Linked DNA regions of Homo sapiens: region 2 is linked to region 1. Evidence: read pairs that join two places in POLR2A ChIA-PET (ENCODE). Cell type or tissue: K562. All regions are shown on one strand. Links, peaks and the distances in the headings refer to the core of each region. The heading gives the core; the rest is flanking DNA.

Region 1 (2,911 bases), core at 139-2,638:
CAGCCTTAAGGTCCAATTCCTTAAGTTTCCATTCCTTTGATCCTTTGGGATATGGGGGTGGGGAGCTGAAAACAGCCCTTAGGGCCAGAGGATGTGGGAGCACAGGAAGAGGTCCTAGAAGTTTCCTTGTCCACATTCCTCACTTTACTGAGGGGAAACCCCAGACCCAGAGAGCTCCAAGCTTGGACAACCCCTTTTATGGAGGGTGAACTGTAGTGTTTTGGGGAATCATCACTACTGAGGAATGGAGTCAGCGCAGGGCTTTTATTTTTATTTATTTAATTAATTTATTTATTTAGAGACAGAGTTTCCCTCTTGTTGCCCAGGCTGGAGTGCAATGGTGTGATCTCGGCTCACTGCAGCCTCCACCTCCCGGGTTCAAGCAATGCTCCTGCCTCAGCCTCCCAAGTGGCTGGGATTACAGGCACCCGCCACCATGCCCAGCTAATTTTGTATTTTTAGTAGAGACAGGGTTTCTACTAAACCTGTCTACTAGTAGAGACAGGGTTTCGGTTACACCTAGGCTAATAACCATTGCGCTCTGGATGGGCTGACCCTCACCGTGTTGGTCAGTCTGATCTCAAACTCCCGATCTCAGGAGATCCGCCCACCTTGGCCTCCCAAAGTGCTGGGATTACAGGCGTGAGCCACCGCGCTCAGCCAACTGCAGGGCTTTTAAATCTCAGCCTAGATGAGGGCTTGTATGTGCACGTGTGTGTTTGGTATGTGTGCATGTACATGGTTCGTGTGTACATGCATGTGGCATGTGTGCACATGTGTATGGTATGTGTGCGCCTGTGGGTGCACATGTATGTACGTGTATGGTGTGCATGCATGTGTGTGTGCATGTATGTAGATGTGTGCATGTGTGCAGTCTCCATTTTGGAAGTTCACATCTTTTGAATTTTTTTTTTTTTTTTTTGAGAGAGTGTCGCCCAGGCTGGGCTGGAGTGCAGTGGCGTGATCTCGACTTCACTGCAATCTCCACCTCCTGGGTTCAAGCGATTCTCCTGCCTCAGCCTCTCAAGTAGCTGGGATTACAGGTGCCTGCCACCACACCGGGCTAATTTTTTATATTTTTGGTAGAGAAGGGGTTTCACCATGTTGGCCAGGCTGATCTCGAACTCCTGACCTCAAGTGATCCGCTCACCTTGGCCTCCCAAAGTGCTGACATTACAGGCTGACACCATGCCCCGGCCCCTTCTTTTGAATTTTGAGTGACCACAGGCATTGATGATAGAATGTGAATACATTTGATTTGTATTCATATGGAGGGAAAGTGCCTCTGACCTGTCCCCATGGAAGGAAAATAAGATTGGCCTGGAGATACTTACCTTGTGGGGGAGATAACAGGATCACAGAAATGATTTTCCCAGGGCAAGCCTCATCCATTGCACTCTGGATGGGCTGACCCTCACAATTTCCCCAAACGTGGGACCTCAACTGCATAATTTGTGGTAATGGGGGACTGTGTTTATGCTTTCCCCTACTAATGAAGGACAAGAAAAAGGAGACTGTCCTGGAGAGATGAGGACTGAGAAACCCAACCCAGCCCCTGGCTCCAAGGAGTCCCGGCCCAGCCCTGGAGACAGCCCTTATCAGCTGCCATCCCAGCTTCCTGTTTTTCAGTGGGCTGGGGACTGGGGCTGAAGGAACATCTGCTTCTGTTTATTCTTCCCCTTTATCTTAATGGGTTCCCTGAGATGGCTCCCTGGGCCACCTCTCACCACTGCTCTGCGTACTCAGGTAGGTAGTGCTCCCTGCCCTGGCTAAGACCCAGGAAGGGAAGGGGGAAGCATGGAGAGGCCAGAGACTTGGTGCCCTGGGATTAAAGCTAGTTACTAAACAGGTCTGGGACTTAAAACTGGACCCTAAAGTCAATGTAGAGAAGGGGAAAAAAGAATACAAGGCAAAAGACTGTCCTCCTAAGAGTGAAAGCAGGAAATGGGCAGGTTGCTGGGGGCAATCTTAGCTGCTAAGAGAAATATAATTACTTTTCAATTTCGGTTACACCTAGGCTAATAACCACAACTGGAAATTCTTGTTGGGAGAAGGAAGTTTTTTCTCATTAAGAGATAATAGAAAGTCATTCACCCTTGAACCTAGAACAGTCAACTTCAAACTGAAAGAACTTGACTCAGCTAGGGCCTCTGCTAGCCTGCAGTGCTTATCTGCACCTCTGTGCAGATTAGAAAAAGGTGCTCCTCTGTCCAAGCAGTCACAGCCCCCAGTTTGGCAAGTGTCCCCCTCCCTATCCCCTTCCCCAGCACCCTATGACAACGACAACTTGGCATAGTTACATTATCATAGCAGCTTTCTCTTCTCCCCTACTAACACTTTCATTACCCTGGACAGCTTAAGCTCTGAATGGACTGTCCCAGAAGCACAGAAAAGACTTGTAGGTGAGAAGCTGGAAGGGCATTCAACATTCCCTTGGTCCAAAGTCCCTGCTCCAATTCACTTCATGATAAGGCTTCTGGCTGAGTTGTAAGAAAGCTTTCTCCTCATATTCTGGGTCGATCAAGATCATTCTAAACTATGATTACTGGCAATTTAGAATTAATGAGAAAGGACAGAGCAAGACTCTGTCTCAAAAAAAAAAAAAAAAAAAAAAGGCAGACGCGGTGGCTCACATCTGTAATCCTAGCACTTTGAGAGGCCAAGGCAGGCAGATCACCTGAGGTCAGGAGTTCAAGACCAGCCTGGCTAACATGGCGAAACCCCATCTCTACTAAAACTACAAAAATTAGCTGGGCGTGGTGGCTCATGCTACTCAGGAGGCTGAGACAGGAGAATCGCTTGAACCAAGGAGGCAGAGATTGCAGTGAGCTGAGATCTTCCCACTGCACTCCAGCCTGGGCAACAGAGTGAGACTCTATCTCAAAAAAAAAAAAAAAAAAAAGGGAATTAA
Region 2 (2,911 bases), core at 87-2,586, 53 kb before region 1:
GTGGTGCAATCCCCCCACCTCAGCCTCCAGAGTAGCTGGAACTACAGGCTCGCACCACCATGCTCAGCTATTTTTTTTTTATTTTATATTTTTTTGTAGAGACGAGGGTCTCCCTGTGTTGCCCAGGCTGGTCTTAAACTACCAGCCTCAAGCGATCCTCCTGCCTCAGCCTCAAAAATTGCTGGGATTACACCCATAAGCCACTGTGCCCAGCCAAGTAATTCTTTTGTGACTTGAAAATTGCAACACTAAATATATATGTAATAACTTCAGATATTGCGCATTGTCTTTAAAATCCTCATATGTGTCTTACAAAGCTTTTTACCCATGGATAACTAATTTATGGCCTAATAAATCTATAGATTTAATTAAATTGTGAGTCCTATCTCTTCATTTTATTGCCTCACAGATTTATTCCTTTATAGGTTCTAATTAAGAAATTAAACCAAAAGGAATTCAAAGTTTTAACTTTATTTTCTAATTTGCACAAAAGCTGCAAAATACCACTAAATATTAATATATTTCTTCATAATGTAGGAGATAGAGTTCAGAATTCCCAACTATCTTTTGCTTAAGTACTTAAAAATCATCATTAATATATAGTCAGCCCTATTATTCAGGAGTAGTTATGAGAAAGAAGTTTATATTGCCATATGTTTGAGGAAGAATAGGTTTAAAGATATTTTAACGCGTGTATTGAAAAGGACAACTTTATCATGTAGTAACAAAGATAAGCTGGATTCATAGGATTTTATGGAAGTCTGTTTCAGGTAAGACACTGATGTCTCCAAGACAGGATGTCATGGAGAAAATGAAAGGCATGGCAGATCACTTGAATTCAGGAATCCAAGACCAGCCTGGCCAACACGGTGAAACCTCATCTCTACTAAAAATACAAAAATTAACCGGGCGGGGTGGGGGAGGTGGAGGTTGCAGTGAGCCGAGTTTGCACCACTGCACTCCAGCCTGGGCGACAGAGTGAGACTCTGTCTCAAACACACACACACACACACACACACACACACACACACACACACACGAAAGAAAAGGAGAAAGGAAAGAAAGGGAAGGGAAGGGAAGGGAGGGGAGGGGAGGGGAAGGGAAGGGAAGAAAGAAGCAAGAAAGCGAAAGAAAGAAAGAAAAAGCGAGGAAGCGAAAGAAAGAAAGAAAAGAGCAAGAAAGCAAAAGAGAAAGAAAGATAAAAAGGAAGGAAGGAAAGAAAGAAAGGGGAAGGGACAGAGGGAGGGGAGGGGAAGGAAGGAAGGAAGAAAGGAAAAAGAAAACAAAAGGCAAAAATCATTCTTGCTTTTTTTTTTTTTTTGAGATGGAGATTACAGGCGTGAGCCACCGCACGCAGCACTTTTGGGAGGCCGAGGAGGGCGGATCACGAGGTCGGGAGATGGAGACCATCCTGGCTAACACGGTGAAACCCCGTCTCTACTAAAAATACAAAAAAAAAAAAAAAGTTAGCCAGACTCGGTGGCGGACACCTGTAGTCTCAGCTACTCGGGAGACTGAGGCAGGAGAATGGCGTGAACCCGGGAGGCGCAGCTTGCAGTGAGCCAAGATCGCACGGCTGCAGTCCAGCCTGGGCGGCAGAGCAAGACTGCGTCTCAAAAAAAAAAAAAAAAAAAAAAAAAAGAAAGTGATTAGTAAAACAGCAAAGGGTTAAGCATGAGGTACACAGGGAGCTCTGAAGAGCCAAGAGTTTCAGAGGACTTAGAGAAAGGGACATTCTATCAAGAACAAATGCAGAATGGCAGCACAGACTTGTAGAAAAGGTGTCAGGAAGATGAAAGCCTAGGATGAGCTGGGCCTTGCCAAAATAAGTTAAGGACAACTAAAAGGACTCTTTAATCTATATTTAGAAAGAGAAGAAAGAACAAGAGAGGTGTAGGCATGATGCTTGGGGCAGATGGTGTGATACTGACAGATGACAAAGCAAAATTGCTCCATTTCTATTTTGTTTTCATCTCTCTTATCATTGGACGTCTTTGAGCTAGAAAATACTCTGTACCAAAAAAGATGGACATGTGACTGAGTATTGATTTGACCCATTTATTTGTAGCAGGATTAGGCAGACTAGAAAAGTTCTCTATTTGAAATTAGACAAGGCCGGGCACAGTGACTCACACCTGTAATCCCAGCACTTTGGGAGGGCAAGGCAGGTGGATCACCTGAGGTCAGGAGTTCAAGACCAGTTTGGCCAACATGGTGAAACCCCGTCTCTACTAAAAATACAAAAATTAGCCAAGTGTGGTGGTAAACGCCTGTAATCCCAGCTACTAGGGAGGCTGAGGCAGGAGAATCACTTCAACTTGGGACATGGAAGTTGCAGTGAGCCGAGGTCACGCCACTGCACTCCAGCCTGGGTGACAGAGCAAGACTCTGTCTCAAAAAGAAAAAAATTAGACCAATTTGCTGAATGAGGCCAAAGGGAAGTATCAAAGTATGGGAGAAGTGGAGGCAGGTGGGGCTGGAGAGTCAGACCCAGGGGCAGATGCATGGAGAAGGGTAAGTCTGTCACAAAAAGGGGGAAAAAACAAACAAACAACAAAAAAAAAACCATTGTCCAAAGGAAATGGTAAAACCAGATGACAATGCAGAAAAAGCTGTGTTGGCAATGGGACCAGGGACAATATAATAGAGAATGGAAAATAGAGCTAGTATTCTGTGCCAGGAACTCTCCAAGCTGCTTAGTATATATTGCCTCATTTAATCCTTACAACAATCTTCATGCAAGTGGTATTATGATCCCTGGTTTCTCTAATGTGGAAAACAAGACTTCATTTGCCTAAGGTTATTCAGCTAGAAAGCGGAGCGGGTGAGATTTGACCTCAGGTCTGGGTGACTTCACAGTCTATTTTTCCTCTATATGCTGAAGAGGGCACAGTGATGTGGAATCCAAGGG

What was found. Peaks named below come from ENCODE experiments on the same cell type or tissue, not always from the same donor. Only the 100,000 strongest peaks of a DNase experiment are listed, where the experiment ranks them.
Region 2: POLR2A ChIA-PET joins it to region 1 with 6 read pairs; 18 of 35 experiments call an interaction of 5 or more read pairs at or near these places.

What each region holds. Positions count from the first base shown.
Region 1 is chr7:140,240,544-140,243,454 of GRCh38, forward strand. All of the region lies in intron 1 of LOC107986854 (a long non-coding RNA gene), which reads left to right. It also overlaps the pseudogene RNU1-58P. Among named protein-coding and RNA genes, the nearest start is that of KDM7A-DT, 65 kb to the left of the region's middle. RefSeq lists a silencer at 2,886-2,911. In K562, for the core only: no CTCF peak of the experiment used is centred there; DNase peaks (open chromatin) are centred at 1,618 and 2,198; H3K4me3 peaks cover 569 bases.
Region 2 is chr7:140,187,485-140,190,395 of GRCh38, forward strand. No RefSeq gene overlaps it. Among named protein-coding and RNA genes, the nearest start is that of KDM7A-DT, 12 kb to the left of the region's middle. In K562, for the core only: no CTCF peak of the experiment used is centred there; no DNase peak of the experiment used is centred there.